Regions from separate parts of the Homo sapiens genome. Here region 2 is linked to region 1. Evidence: read pairs that join two places in POLR2A ChIA-PET (ENCODE). Cell type or tissue: B cell. All regions are shown on one strand. Each heading gives the region's core, and the rest is flanking DNA. Links, peaks and the distances in the headings are about the cores only.

Region 1 (7,947 bases), core at 2,326-6,325:
CCTGGGCTGTGGGGCTAGCCACTCTTCAGCTTGCCTGTGAACCCCTCCAGAAGTCCAGGCATCTGGCCAGGCACGATGGTTCACACCTGTAATCCCAGCACTTTGGGAGGCCAAGGCAGGTGGATCACCTGAGGTCAGGAGTTTGAGACCAGCCTGGCCAACATGGTGAAACCTCATTTCTACTAAAATACAAAAATGAGCTGGGCGTGGTGGTGGGTCCCTCTACTCCCAGCTACTCTGGAGGCTGAGGCAGCAGGATCACTTGAACCCAGGAGGTGGAGGTTGCAGAGAGCCGAGATTGTGCCACTGCACTCCAGCCTGGGCAAAAAAGCAAGATTCCGTCTCAGAAAAGAAAAAAAGAAAAGAAAAAAAAAATAGAGGTCCACCAGGCACCTGTGTCCTCAGCCTCCCTTTGACCCCAATCCCCAGGGGCTAGTCCGCTCTCCCCTTGCAATGCAAGAGACAGAGAACCCGGCACAGGGTGAAATGTGAACGTTGTCGGAGACTCCCCTGGAAAAAACTGCCGGAGCTCAGGGGAGGATGTGGGCAAGTCCCTCGGGGGACCAGGGAAGGACTGTGAGAAAGACCCAGGGAAGGGCAGTGGGTTCGACACTGCAGACTGGGGCTGAAACCCAGAACAACCCAGGCACATGGGCAGTGGCCACAGGTGTCCTTTGATTAAGAGAATGGCTGTGGGCCCAGGAAACCTTGGAGGTCCATGTGCACCCCCGAGCAGTCACTCATGACCCACACACGCACACCCGCACACACATCCTTCCTCATTTCCTTTTGCAACTGAAAAACCACAGTGAGATTTGAAAATAGAATCTTCCCATCCTTGCTCATCGTGGGCCAGGGTTAGACCTTTCTGGGTCTTTCTGGCCACGTGGCTTTCTGGCCGCCTGCAACCTCCCCCGATGCCCCCCATGCCCTTGACTCCTCGGACACTTCCCCTCTCCCCTCAGGCCCTGCCCACCCCCAGCCCCCTGATTGATCTTAGAGCCATAGATGGTCAGGGCCAGACTCAGCGTCCCCATGTGGGAGGTGGAGGGGAGCTGTTTGGTCTTCTCCCTGGAATGCCTGTGCCTGCCTCTCCATCTGTCACCTCGGTTGGGCTCAGTCCCACCAGCCTGCATGAAGCGACTGCTGTGAGCACAGGCTCCGTTCCTCTGTTGCTTCTCCCAGGAAGCCACGTCTGACTGACTCTCTCCTGTGGATTTAGGGTATCTCTCCTAAATCAGGTCACCCTGAGCCCCAGTCTTCAAGGAGCTTGGAAGGCTGGGCCAGGTACCCATTCTGGTTCAGAGGAGGAGCCCCCAAACCTGCTTTAATAATGAGCTAATCCACTCCATTATCTGTAATGGCAGCTTCCATTTTCAAGAGCACCTCATGGTCCAAGATGGCAGCTGGGGTGCCGGCCCTCATCTCTGCATTCCCAGCAGCAGGAAGAAAGAATGAACAAGGATACAAAGGGTGTCTCCCAGTTGCCAGTGCCCCCGTTTAAAAAGATTTATTGGAAATATCAACAACCTTGGCTTGAATCTCATAGACCAGAGCTTAATCCATGGCCACACTTTGGTGCAAGGAAGGCTAGGAATAGTCTATTATTTATTTCTTTATTTATTTAGAGATGGAGCCACATTTACTTTTGTTCAGGCTGGAGTGCAGTAGAATGATCTTGGCTCACTGCAACCTCTGCCTCCTGGCTTCAAGCGATTCTCCTGTCTCAGCCTCCCGAGTAGCTGGGATTACAGGCATGCGCCACCATGCCCAGCTAATTTTTGTATTTTTAGTAGAGACGGGGTTTTCTCCATGTTGGTCAGGCTGGTCTTGAACTCCCAACCTCAGGTGATTCGCCTGCCTTGGCCTCCCAAAGCCCTGGGATTACAGGTGTGAGCCACCATGCCGGGTCTAGAGTGTGTGCTTTTTTTTTTTTTTTTTTTTTTTTTTTTTTTTTTTTTTGAGACGGAGTCTCGCTCTGTCGCCCAGGCCAGACTGCGGACTGCAGTGGTGCAATCTCGGCTCACTGCAAGCTCCGCTTCCCGGGTTCACGCCATTCTCCTGCCTCAGCCTCCCGAGTAGCTGGGACTACAGGCGCCCGCCACCGCGCCCGGCTAATTTTTTGTATTTTTAGTAGAGACGGGGTGAGTGTGTGCTTTTTTAAGGAATTGCAAACGCTCCCTGGGACCAGCAGGTGGGAGGCAGCCTCATCGTCACTCCTGGCTGAAATAATTTACCCCAAGTCATTGCTGGGTCCCTGAGCACCTGCCTTCATTCACCCTCATGCCCCAGAATCTCAGGGCTACCTCCACAGCCCTGTCCACAGACCCCTCCTGACCCGTCTCCAGGGGCCTGGGACCCACCGGCAGGATGTGGCCCTGTTGAGGCCATGTCAGGGATGGGTCTGGCTGAGAGCCGGGCTCCAGCCCAGGGCCCTGTGTGAGGGTTGGGCACCCAGTGCACGGAGGGGCCAGAGAATGGGGATAGCATGGGGAGCCGTGAGAATGAGGCCTGAAAGGGCAGCAGTTCCTCCCCACTGTCGCCCCAGTCCGTCCCTCTGCTTTCCCTCCTCATCCCTGCCTGTCCCTCCCTCCTGTCCCTGTGTTCTTGGGCTGTGGGAGTCCAGGCCCAGGCTCAGCACAGCCCATGCATTTCCAGGCGTGAGGACCAACAGAGCTTTACGGGGTCCCGGACCTACTCCTGTGAGTCTCCAAGTGTCCCCGGGTTGGGCTCTGGGTTGGGGGTGTCCCTATCAAGTTATCTCGGTCCCCATTGACCTGAGACCGTGGCCAGGCCTGATGTGGGGGGATGATGGGGTGAGGGGGCTGGGCTAGCTGGGGGCCCAGCCAACACCCCACTTCTTGCCCTTTGTAGTGGTCGGGCAGGCATGGCCAGGACCCCTGGCGGACATGGCACCCACAAGGTAGGTCACAGTCCCCCAGGAAGTGACAAGAATGAAAGTCCTGGAGGTCCTCACCTGGTGAGCCCAGGTCAAGACCTCCCTCCCTCCCCGAGTCCCAGAGCTCCAGGGCTCAGCTATGAAGGCCCCACAAGGGGTATGGGGGGATGTGTCCTGGGGGGCCTCTCCCCTACAGCCCCTCCTTTAACTCCCTCCTTCCCCCTCCCTGCAGGAAGGACAAGCTGTTGCAATTCTACCCCAGCCTGGAGGGTGAGTGGCACAGGGCAGGGACAGGGACAGGCCTAGCCAAGCTGGGACTAAGACAGGCGAAAACCCCATGGGACAGGCGTCGTGCAGTGGGGGCTGCGGGGCCAGGCGAGGCCTCCCCAGGAGAGACACACAGGCTGGGGCAGGGCAGGCTCCTGGAATCGGCCTGGCAGGGGGAGGGTGCACACTCGCACATGCCCCACTGAGGGGACAGGGAGCACTGCAAAGGCTCAGACACGGGAAATAGCTGGCCCTGCCTTGGGCTGCAGCACCCGAGCTGGGTGCAAAGCAGGGGCCAGGGGAGAAAGCAATTAGCTGGGTCTTTCTTCCAGATCCAGCATCTTCCAGGTACCAGAACTTCAGCAAAGGTAGGTAGGCTCCTGGAGAAAGGGGGAGGCCATGGTGGGGGCCACACCCAGGGGCTCAGGCCCAATTCTCGCCTCCTCCCGCAGGAAGCAGACACGGGTCGGAGGAAGCCTACATGTGAGTGACCTTGATCCTGTCCCCCCTGCCTCGCCTCTCCCCCTGCCCCACCTCTCCCCCTGCCCCACCTCTCCCCCTGCCCCACCTGCCTGCCACAGCCCTGGGCTTCCTGGTCCAGGAACCACCTCTTGCACTAGAACGAGGCATCCAGGTTCCCCTCCTTCTCCTGGCAGGCAGGCATTGGGCGACACTGTTGTCTCTTAGGTAACCCTGGGTTTGGGGGACTGGACTTTGCCCTGCTCTGGGACACAGAGTGTCAGGGGCGGGGGATAGAGACTCATTCAGCATCACCCAGTCAAAGACAAGCTACAGGACACCCAGAATCCCTCGGGGGTGTTGCATCATCTCACAGATGGGCAAACGATGGGGAATGGCCTAAGGTCACATAGCAAGGTGGCTCACCAGGTGCGGTGGCTCATGCCTGTAATCCCAGGACTTTGGGAGGCCAAGGCAGGCAGATCACCTGAGGCCAGGAGTTCAAGACCAGCCTCGCCAACATGGTGAAACCTCATCTCTACTAAAAATAAAAAATTAGCCAGGCATGGTGGTGCGTGCCTGTAATCCCAGCTACTCGGGAGGCTGATGCAGGAGAATCGCTTGAACCTGGGAGGCTGAGGTTGCAGTGAGCCGAGATCATGCCACTGTACTCCAGCCTGGGTGACAGAGACTCTGTCTCAAAAAAAAAAAAAAAAAAAAAAAAAAAAAGTGGCTCCAGCCCCTGGTGGCTCAGGGGTCCCAGGAAGTGGGGGTGGGGGAATCAGAGAGGAGATCCTGGCAGACCCCCATGGCCCCCAAGAGGAGCAATGGTGGGAGCAGCCCTGGCCTCACCGCCCCCTTATGGAGCCCCCAACCCGATCTCCAGCCTGCCCTGAAACCTGTGTTGTATATGTTTTCTTGGCCAGAGACCCCATTGCCATGGAGTATTACAACTGGGGGCGGTTCTCGAAGCCCCCAGAAGGTGAGGCGAAGGACAAAGCCGGAGGTGGAGGAAGTGGTGTGGGAGCTCAGGGCAGAAGCCATACCTCCAGGCAGGAGAGGAGGCTGGGCCTGGGTTCGGGTAAATCGGCAGAGCCGGTTGGGTGGACAGAAGGAGGCTGGTGCTGCAGGCGGGGGCCAAGAAGGGATAGGGGGCGGGCGGGTCAGCGTGGGAGAGCTGTGGGCACAGGGCGTGGGAGAGAGGAGTGGGCCACAGGGCAGGGAACTAGAGGGCTGGCTTGGGGAGGTGGGGGGAGGCCAGGTCCTTGTCAACGAGGACTGAGCATCTTCTCCTGACCCCAGAAGGTACCTGGGATGGTGATCCCTGCAGGCTCTGAGGCCACCAGAAACCTGGTCGCTGAATGCCTTTGCTTTATAGGAAGGGCAACTGAGAGGCCGGGTGTGGTGGCTCACCCCTGTAATCCCAGCACTTTGGGAGGCTAAGGTGGGTGGATCACCTGAGGTCAGGAGTTCAAGACCAGTGTGGCCAACATGGTGAAACCCCATCTCTACAAAAATACAAAAAAAAAAAAAAAAAAAAATTAGCCAGGCATGGTGGCACATGCCTGTAATCCCAGCTACTTGGGAGGCTGAGACAGGAGAATTGCTTGAACCCGGGAGGCGGAGGCTGCAGTGAGCCAAGATCGCACCATTGCACTCCAGCCTGGGCAACAGAGTGAGACTCCATCTCAAAAAAAAAAAAAATCCCCCCAAAAAAGGGCAACTGAGGACTCAGGGTGGGCAGTGCCTGCTGAGAGGTGCATGGGCCTGCGGTTTGAATCCAGCTCCATGACCTGGCTCCTGCCTGGACCATACTGGGTAGGACCATGGTGTTGGGGGGTCCTCTTCTGCCCCCCACCACTGCCACCTCCATTTTTTTTTTGAGACACAGCCTTGCTCTGTCACCCAGGTTGAGTACAATGTCACGATCTTGGTTCACTGCAACCTCCGCCTCCCGGGTTCAAGCGATTTTCCTGCCTCAGCCTCCCGAGTAGCTGAGATTACAGGCGCCTGCCACCACGCCTGGCTAATTTTTTGTATTTTTAGTAGAGACAGGGTTTCACCATATTGGCCAGGCTGGTCTTGAACTCCTGACCTCAGGTGATCCGCCCGCCTTGGCCTCCCAAAGTGCTGGGATTACAGGCATGAGCCACCCCGCCAGGCTGGCAGTGCTCATTTCTTAGGACCCCCAACATCACTGATGGATTTTGGGTGGGGCATCAGTCAGAGCCCAGCTTCCCCATTACAAGGCCAAGATGGGGTGCCAGGCGCTGAGGTGCCATACTCAGCCTGGGTCCCCGAGCAAAGCATCCTCAGCCTGCCCTGCCCTATCTGGAAGAGTCCAGCCCCTTCCCGGCAGTGGCTCTAGGGAGAGCTCCTGATTATAGAGATGAACCCCTGAGGCTGCCCCTGCCTCCCTCCCTCTCTCCAGCCACCCGGCATGGGCCTGAATTGCAGCCCCCGCAGAGTACCCCCTCCAGAGTGCATATGGAGGGGATCTCAGAAGACAGAGGCTGGACACAGTGACTCACGCCTGTAATCCCAACATTTTGGGAAGATTGCCTAAGCTTAGGGGTTCAAGACCAGCCTGGGCAACACAGCGAGATCCTCTCTACAAACAATTTTAAAAGTTAGCTGGGCGTGGTGGTGCATGCCTGTAGTTCCAGCTACTCAGGAGGCTGCGGGGTAGGAAGATCGTTTGAGCCGGGAGTTGGAGGCTACAGTGAGCTGACTTTGCCAGTGCTCTCCAGCCTGGGTGACAGAGCAAGACCGTCTCAACAAGAAACAAAGAAGACAGAGGAGCTCAGGGCTCAGGGAAGAGCATGCAGGGGCACCAGGCCAGCACCCATTAGGAAGCTCATCCAGAAGAAGGCTTGAGGTCCCGGGGGACCCAGAGGGCTAGGGCTTGGCGGAAGAGGTCCCCTGCAAAGGGAAGGCAGGACAGAGCGGGAGGATGAGCCAGGCTTTGCAGGGTCTGCCCACACCCCCGTGCCCACTCCTCTCTCTCCTGCAGATGATGATGCCAATTCCTACGAGAATGTGCTCATTTGCAAGCAGAAAACCACAGAGACAGGTGAGGCTGCCCAGCCAGAGGCAGGCTGGGGCTGGGAGCAGCAGGCCTCCTTGGCCAGGTGCCCCTGCACTCCCCACTGCTCAAAGGCCGCCCCCACTTTGAAGCCTGAAGGCTCTCGGATCCCCAGGTACCTTTCGGTAGAGCCTTGCCCCTACTATCCTCGGAGGCAGCTCTATTGGCTCCTGGTGCCTCTGTGGGACTGAGCCAAGGGGGGCCTATTCTCCCTCTCTGCAGGTGCCCAGCAGGAGGGCATAGGTGGCCTCTGCAGAGGGGACCTCAGCCTGTCACTGGCCCTGAAGACTGGCCCCACTTCTGGTCTCTGTCCCTCTGCCTCCCCGGAAGAAGATGAGGAATCTGAGGATTATCAGAACTCAGCATCCATCCATCAGTGGCGCGAGTCCAGGAAGGTCATGGGTAGGTGGCCGGGAGAAGAGGCAGGGTGGTCCACTTAGGGCAGGCTTGAGGGACTGGCCTGGAAGGGCAGGCTGAAAGTGGGCTTCCCTCCAGCCAGTCCAGCTAACCCCGCAGTGATGCCTGGGTGCAGGAGCAGCTGCAGAGACCTTGAACCACACAGGACGGCCCTTGGCAGCCGCCCAGCCTCCAGGGTGGGGTCAGGTCCTCCCGGGCAGGCCGCCCCATCCAGCTGCATGCATGGAGTAACGCATTCACCTGCTCTCACAGCAGGACGATCTCCGGCAAATCCCAGAGACAGGACAGACACACACCGCCAGGACCTGTCGGGCGTGGCATTTCCCGCGGGCTGTTTTGTGGAGTCTGGGGGTCTGAGTCTGGGGGAGCAGTCATGGGTGTCTCCATGTGAACCACTCGATGACCTGTCTGCCCGCTGGTCCACAGGGCAACTCCAGAGAGAAGCATCCCCTGGCCCGGTGGGAAGCCCAGACGAGGAGGACGGGGAACCGGATTACGTGAATGGGGAGGTGGCAGCCACAGAAGCCTAGGGCAGACCAAGAAGAAAGGTACAGCCCCTGCTCTCCAGCTGCCGTGGGCCAAGGATTGGAGGTCTTGCCAAGCTGCAGGACCCCCAATCCAAGGGAACAGCCGAGAGTGTGGGTGGAGGGGCCATGGTGGGGGCTACAGGGTGCACCCATGGGTGCTCCAAGAGGGCAGCTTGGCGACTCTGTTCCTCTGTTCTGGCCAGGGGCGTCAGGCAGGGAATTCTGGTGACTTCAGGGGCAAAGAAGTGGGCACCGGGTGGGTCTCCCAACTCCACTGCATCCTCCTGGCTGCG
Region 2 (7,947 bases), core at 1,987-5,986, 760 kb after region 1:
TGTCATCCCGGCTGCTGGAGTGCAATGGCGCAATCTTGGCTCACTGCAACCTCCGCCTCCCGTGTTCAAGTGATTCTCCTGCCTCAGTCCTCCCTGGGACTACAGGGGTACACCACCATGCCTGGCTAATTTTTATATTTTCAGTAGAGTCAGGGTTTCACCATGTTGGCCAGGCTGGTCTCGAACTCCTAACCTCAGGTGATCCACCCGCCTCGGCCTCCCAAAGTGCTGGGATTACAGGCGTGAGCCACCGTGCCCAGGCTGTCTGCTTCTATTCTAGCTCCCCGACTCCTGATCCCCTGACCCTGAGGCCTCAGGACGAAGGTCTCATCCCCTCCAGGCAGGCCCTCCTTGGCAGGGCAGCTTCAATTTGTATAGGAATCAAATCCATCCTGTTGGGGTTTTACCATGTTCCCCAGGCTGGTCTTGAACTCCTGGGCTCAGACAATTCTCCTACCTTGGCCTCCTAAAGTGCTGGGATTACAAGTATGAGCTACCATGCCGGGCCTATTTTTTTTTTAATAATTTTTTTTTTTTAATGTGGGAGAGTTCAAATGTGAAATCAAGGCCCGGTGCGGTGGCTCACGCCTATAATCCCAGCACTTTGGGAGGTGGAGGCAAGAGGATCGCTTGAGGCCAGGAATTCAAGACCATTTGGGGCAACATAGCCAGACCCCGTCTCTACAAGAAATTTTAAAAATTAGCCAGACGTGGTAGTGCACACCTGTAGCCCCAGCTACTCTGGAGGCTGAGACAGGAGGATCACTGGAGCCCAGGAGTTGGAGGCTGCAGTGAGCTATGCTCACACCATTGCACTCTAGCCTGGTTGACAAAGTGAGACCCAGTCTCAAGAAAAAAAAAAAAAAGTGGGAAGAAGCGTACCCCACCACACTTCTTCTTTGGGGTTAGAATTTTGGGCCTGCACTGGAATGTGGAACGCTGATAGGGGATGGGGACAGGTGGAGGTGTCAGGGGCGCCCTCAGACTCTACCCTCCTTCATTGCCTTAGAGGTGAGGCTGGGGAACGACCCTGGGGTAAGGGGTTGCCCGTGCCCACTCCCCTGCATGCAGGAGCTGGATCTCTGCTTCACTCTTCCCCTTTCCTGATGGGAACTTGCTCCTGCATTTGGCCCCTGGGCCTCTGGGTAACCTGCCCCAGCCACCCAGGGCTTGGCCCCAGGCGAGTGCATCTGTAAGGGCAGATCTCGCGGTGAATTTCCTGGGTGACTCCTTTGCACACACCCAGGCTGGACTCCCTCCACCCCCTCCCAACTGAGCAATGCTTTGGGGCTGTTTCGTCCACTAGAGCAGCACAGTCAAGAATGAGGGGGTGTATGGGCTGGGCGTGGTGGCTCACGCCTGTAATCCCAGCACTTTGGGAGGCTGAGGCAGGCGGATCACAAAGTCAGGAGTTCAAGACCAGCCTGGCTAATATGGTAAAACCCTGTCTCTACTAAAAATACAAAATTAGCCGGGTGTGGTGGTGCATGCCTGTAGTCCCAGCTACTCGGGAGGCTGAGGCAGGAGAATTGCTTGAACCCGGGAAGCGGAGGTTGCAGTGAGCAGAGATCACACCACTGCACTCCAGCCTGGGCAACAGAGTGAGACTCTGTCTCAAAAAAAAAAAGAATAAGGGGGTGACACCTCAGAGAACAAGCTGCAGGCCTGGTGTCACCTGCAGATGACAAGGCTACCGTATCCATTCCTCAAGCCAGGCCTCTGAGGAGCCCTGGTGGGTAGGGTGCTGGAGGGAGAACTCGAGCTTGCAGGCAGTAAAACGCATTTTTTTTTTTTTTTTTTTTTGGTGGCGGGGACAGAGTCTCACCCTGCCGCCCAGGCTGGAGTGCAGTGGCGCAATCTCAGCTCACTGCAAACTCTTGACTCCTGGGTTTGAGCGATTCTCCTGCCTCAGCCTCCCGAGTAGCTGGGATTACAGGTGTGCACCACCACACTCAGCTAATTTTGGCGTTTTTAGTAGAGACAGGGTTTCGCCATGTTGGCCAGGCTGGTCTCAAACTCCTGACCTTGGGTGATCAACCTGCCTCAGCCTCCCAAAGTGCTGGGATTACAGGCGTGAGCCACTATGCCCGGCCACATTTCTTTCTTCTTCTTTTTTTTTTAATCTGTGCTTTTCTCCACCCTCTTCAGACTTTGTTCTAGTCTACAATTTCCCTCCTGCAGCTTCTCTCTGATGACGTCCCCACCCAGCCCGTCAGTCCAAATTAGCCTGGTTTAACTGCGTTTGTCAGTTTCTGTAGAAGAATGAAGAAGGTGATAGCACCCACGTTATAGGGCTGTTCACGGGAGGTTGAAGTGAGATCTTACAGAGAAAGTGCTTAGCAGGTGCCCCAGGTCCAGAGTGTGGGGTTGGCTGTGAGTCGTGTGCATCTCCTGCCCTGACCCCCTCTGCAAGCTTGGTTCTTGAGTGCTTGAGTGAGGCACACTTGACCTGCTTATGTGATTCCCATGGCACCATGGTGTGGGGAATGTCTCCCAACAAGACACCTTATCAAGCGCTCTCTCTCCACTCTGCTGTTCCTACCACATATTCCCAGGCAGGTCACCCTACCTTTCTTGTTTTCTTTTGAAGACAGGGTCTCGCTCGGTCACCCAGGCCAGAGTTCAGTGGCAAAATCATAGCTCACTGCAGCTCCTGGACTCAAGGGTTCCTCCCGCCTCAGCCTCCTGAATAGCTGGGGCCGCAGGTGTGTGCCACCACACCTGGCTAATTTTTACAATATTTTGTAGAGACAGGGTTTCACTTTGTTGCCCAGGCTGGCCTCAAACTCCTGGCCTCAAACGATCCTGCCTCGGCCTCCAAAAGTGCTGTGATTTCAGACGTGAGCCACCTCACCTGGCCTGACCCGGCCTTTCTGAGCCTTCAGCCCTCATCTTTGTCTGGGGGCATTCTAAAAACCAAGGAATAGAATACCAGGGTCAGACTCAGACTTTGCGTTCAGTAGGCCATGAATACTTGGGTTTTCGCTCAGTTTCTGGGGCATTGAGACTGATAGAAGCAACTGACCCCCTTAGCTAAGGCAGGCAGGCAGGTATTGTCACCAAGAGACCCTGGAGATCAGGAGAGGTTATTTGGGGTTGGGGATCTCCAAGGAGGGGCAGGGAAGTTAGTACCATCGTCGGGCTGGAAATGGGAAGCGTTTGGCTCGTTGGAAGTGGTGAGGCTGGGGTGTGGGACCCTCGCCATGTGACCTACATGGGGTGCTCTCAGTAGAAATTGGGACCTGCCAACCATGGTTGCCTGGGAGAGTTGAAATGCTGGGTGATACAGAACAACAGGCCAGCTGCCATCTCCCCACCTTTGGGAGGGCACCCTCTGATGGTGGGTCCCTGGAGGAAGGGCCCCAGGGACCCAGGAGCCAACACCTCCCTTCCTGCTCCTCTCACTGCTGTTGATGAAGATGACAGTGAGGCTCCCCTTGACTCAGGTTCCTATGGGCCAGGCCCACCGCCATGCCCTTTGGATGCATTATCAACTCAGGTGGGTATGTGACCTCCCCCATGTCTCAGATAAGGAAACCGAGGCCCCAGAGGGTGAGGAACCTGCCCAAAGCCATCTGTATGACTTAGTCAAAGAAGCTAGCTTTGGACTCAGAAGTCTGATTTAAGAGCCACTTGGGCACAGTGGCTCACACCTGTAATCCCAGCCCTTTGGGAGGCCGAGGCAGTCAGATCACCTGAGGTCAGGAGTTCAAGACCAGCCTGGCCAATGGGGTTAGTAGAAACCCCATCTCTACTAAAAATACAAAAATTAGCTGGGTGTGATGGTGCACACCTGTAATCCCAGCTACTCAGGAGGCTGAGACATAAGAATCATTTGAACCCAAGAGGTGGAGATTGCAGTGAGCTGAGATTGAGCCACAGCACTCCATCCTGGGTGACAGAGTGAGACCCTGTCTCAATAAAAAAGAACCACTCTAGACTGTGCCACTCCTCTCTCTATGCAGGGTGGGCCAGTGAGGCTCTGAAATATGGGAGGTCTAGCCCCTTCTCAGGGCAGGTCTGGTTCTGGTCCTCGGGGCTCCCACAGAAGTAAAAGTTGAGCCCCTTTCAAGAGTCACTGTCAGGGGGTTGGGGACAATGGCTCACACTCAGCATTTTGGGAGGCTGAAGTGATGGAGTTGCTTGGGCTTAGAAGCTCGAGACCAGCCTGGGCAACATAGTGAGACCCCCATCTCTACAAAAAAATATACAAGTAGCTGGGCATGGTGATTCCTGCCTGTAGTGCCAACTATTCTGGAGGCTTAGGTGGGAGGATCACTTGAGCCTGGGAGGTTGAGGCTGCAGTAATCATGCCAGTAATCATGCACTCCAGCCTAGGGGCCAAAGATTGAGAAACAGCCTGGCTCAAAAAAAAAAAAAAAAAAAAAAAGAATCATTGTGAGGGGATCTCAGTTCTGCCCTGATCCTCTCATCCCAGCTCTGCCCTCACTAACTGTGACAGTGAGCATGTTCCATTACCCCCCAGGCCTCAGTGTCCCGTCTGCAGAGGGGCATGGCAGAACCTTCCTTAGGGTGGCCTGAGGGTTAGATGGCATCACGGACAGACCAAGCCCAGCACCGCATCTACCAGAGGTGGTTGCTCCAGATGGATACCTGGATAGCTCTTTTTTCCTTAAATCATTTTAGCCAATTTCAGCTTTCCATTTACTCCTTCAGCAGATGCTCACTGAGACACGGATTCCACCTTTATTTATTTGGATTTTTTTGAGACAGAGTCTCACTCTGTTGCCCAGGCTGGAGGGCAGTGGCATTATCTCGGCTCACTGCAACCTCCACCTTCCCGGTTCAAGCGATTCTCCTGCCTTAGCCTCCCAAGTAGCTGCAACTACAGGCGCGCACCACCAAACCCAGCTAATTTTTTTGTATTTTTAGTAGAGATGGGGTTTCGCCACGTTGGCCAGGCTGGTCTTGAACTCCTGACCTCAAGTGATCAGCCCTCCTTGGCCTTCCAAAGTGCTGGGATGACAGGCGTAAGCTGCCACACCCAGCTGGATACTGTCTTTAGAACATGCCTGTGGGGGGTGGATCACAAGGTCAGGAGTTCAAGACCAGCCTGGCCAAGATGGTGAAACCCTGTCTCTACTAAAAATACAAAAAAAGAATTAGCCAGGTGTGGTGACGGGTGCCTGTAATCCCAGCTACTCGGGAGGCTGAGGCAGAGAATTACTTGAAGCCGGGAGGTGGAGGTTATGGTGAGCCAAGATCGTGCCACTGCACTCCAGCCTGGGCAACAGAGGGAGACTCTGTCTCAAAAAAAAAAAAAAAGAAAAGAAAAGAAAAAAAAAGAACATGGCTGCAGGTCTCAGTGTTGCAGAAGGTTCCCATATCTAGAGCCCCAAGGGCCATGCACTGAGCTCAGATACTGCCTGTGGTGCTTCTGATCACCTGCCCCTTACGCCCCCTTCCGAAAATGTGGGTCTGGGAGAAGGTGGTGATTTTAAGACAGCACAGCTCCTACCTATACTGCAGGCCCTGCCCTGCACACCACGTATGTCTGGAATATCCCATGAAAAACAAATGGTTTGGCCAGGTGCAGTGGCTCACGCCTGTCATCCCAGCACTTTGGGAGGCCAAGGAGGGAGGATCACTTGAGGTCAGGAGTTGGAAACCAGCCTGAACAATGTAGTAAGACCCCCATCTTGATAAAATTTTTTAAATTTTTAAAAATTAGCCAGGTGTGGTGGCACACGCCTGTAGTCCCAGCTACTCTGGAGGGCAAGGTGGGAGAATCTCTTGAGCCCAGGAGTTTGAGGCTGGCAGTGCACTCCACCGTGGGCGACAGAGCGAGACCTTGACTTTAAATAACAACAAAAAAATTCAACCATTAGGATCTTCCCCTGTGTTTATGCTACCAAGGAGTGTTTGTTGTCTAAAGCCAGCACCGGCCGGGCGCAGTGGCTCACACCTGTAATCTCAGCACTTCGGGAGGCCAAGGTGGGCAGATCACTTGAGGTCAGGAGTTCAAGACCAGCCTGGCCAACATGGTGAAACCCCATCTCTACTAAAAATACAAAAATTATCCGGGCCTGGTGGCGGGAGCCTGTAATCTCAGCTACTCGGGAGGCTGAGGCAGGAGAATTGCTTCAACCTGGGAAGTGGAGGTTGCAGTGAGCCAAGATCACGCCTCCAGCCTGGGCAACAGAGTGAGATTCTGTCTCAAAAAGAAAAAAAAAAAAAAAAGATGCCAGGATCCCTAAATCCTCCCATAGAAGAAGGAAGGTTCTTAAGTCGCTCAAACACACACATCTGTTGGGAGGGCAGATTCTCCTGCAGTCTGGGCCTTTCTCCCGCAGAGGGCAGGGACAGGTGGCCCAAGGGAGACCAATTCAGGCAATTTGTGTGATCCAGGAAGGCCATGCCTCTGGTCTCCCGAGGGCTTGTTCATCACCCCCGTGGGGAGTCAGGCCCCTCTCACAGTGGCTAGGGAAGACAGAGACTGAGCAGTGAGAAGGTTCTGTCTGGTTTTCTTTTTTTCTTTTAATTTAATTATTTTTTTTCGAGACAGAGCACCTAGGCTGGAGTGCAGTGGCGTGATATCGGCTCACTGCAACCTCCACCTCCCAGGTTCAGGCAATTTTCCCACCTCAGCCTCCTGAGTAGCTGGGATTATAGACACGCACCACACAGCTGGCCAATTTTTGTATTTTTAGTAGAGACAGGGTTTCACCATGTTGGCTAGGCTGGTCTTGATCTCTTGACCTCAAGTGATACACCCGCTTTGGCCTCCCAAAGTGCTGGGATTATAGGTGTGAGTCACTGCGCCTGGCCTTTTTTTTTTTTTAATAATATTTTACAAAAATTGATATTAAACTGTTCTCACTCTTGGCCTCTGGCTTTCACTGCTCATTGCTCATCTGTGTCCAGAGATGGCCGATGGTCACGGGTCACTCCTTTTTTTTTTCTTTTTTGAGACGGAGTCTGGTTCTGTCACCCAGGCTGGAGTTCAGTGGTGCCATCTCGGATCACTGCAATCTCTGCCTCCCGGGTCAAGCAATTCTCCTGCCTCACCCTCCCAAGTAGCTGAGATTACAAGTGCCCGCCACCACACCCGACTTATTTATTTATTTATTTATTTTGAGACTGAGTCTCACTCTGTCGCCCAGGCTGGAGTGCAGTGGCGCGATCTTGGCTCACTGCAAGCTCCGCCTCCCGGGTTCACGCCATTCTCCTGCCTCAGCCTCCCGGGTAGCTGGGACTACAGGTGCCTGCCACTGCGCCCAGCTAATTTTTTATGTTTTTAGTAGAGACAGGGTTTCACCATGTTAGCCAGGATGGTCTTGATTTCCTGACCTCTTGTTCTGCCCACTTCGGCCTCCCAGACTACTGGGATTACAGGCGTGAGCCACCGCACCCGGCCCACGCTCCTTTTTTTTGGTGGACCTCAGGCATGCAGAATTTGATGACTCAGAATTTTTGGTTCGTGACGTACTTATTGATCCTGCTTTTACTTTATGTTTGTTTATCATTTGAATAACACTGCCCCCCACAGCGACCATGACAGTGATGGTAACTGCTGTCTGCCTACATTTATCTTTCCCTTGATTTTTGCAAAGGCTTTCATCCCATTTATATGTATGGAAAAGATACCTGGCAGCCTGCGATCTTCTGAGGCATGCTTTTTTTTTTTTTCATTCCACATTGCATTTCAAAATGCAGAAGATATTCTGTGTTTCTATTACTGTAGAATATTAGGGCATTCAGCCATAACACTGGAGGGAATTTTTCTTTTTTTTTTTTTTGAGACGGAGTCTTGCTCTGTCACCCAGGCTGGAGTGCAGTGGCGCCATCTCGGCTCACTGCAAGCTCCGCCTCCCAGGTTCATGCCATTCTCCTGCCTCAGCCTCCTGAGTAGCTGGGACTACAGGCGCCCGCCACCATGCCCGGCTAATTTTTTTGTATTTTTACAAAATTTTACGGGGTTTCACC

Evidence for each region. Peaks named below come from ENCODE experiments on the same cell type or tissue, not always from the same donor. Only the 100,000 strongest peaks of a DNase experiment are listed, where the experiment ranks them.
Region 2: POLR2A ChIA-PET joins it to region 1 with 7 read pairs; 2 of 35 experiments call an interaction of 5 or more read pairs at or near these places.

The regions. Positions count from the first base shown.
Region 1 is chr7:74,217,086-74,225,032 of GRCh38, forward strand. It overlaps LAT2 (linker for activation of T cells family member 2), which reads left to right. Exons shown (of 14, transcript NM_032464.3): 5 at 2,659-2,702; 6 at 2,875-2,923; 7 at 3,132-3,169; 8 at 3,499-3,534; 9 at 3,619-3,649; 10 at 4,552-4,607; 11 at 6,639-6,698; 12 at 6,933-7,112; 13 at 7,554-7,675. The coding sequence ends at 7,657. Among named protein-coding and RNA genes, the nearest start is that of LAT2, 11 kb to the left of the region's middle. RefSeq lists enhancers at 1-374, 3,004-3,852, 6,620-6,669. In B cell, for the core only: no CTCF peak of the experiment used is centred there; no DNase peak of the experiment used is centred there; H3K27ac peaks cover 1,484 bases.
Region 2 is chr7:74,981,219-74,989,165 of GRCh38, forward strand. All of the region lies in intron 1 of CASTOR2 (cytosolic arginine sensor for mTORC1 subunit 2), which reads left to right. Among named protein-coding and RNA genes, the nearest start is that of CASTOR2, 20 kb to the left of the region's middle. In B cell, for the core only: no CTCF peak of the experiment used is centred there; no DNase peak of the experiment used is centred there.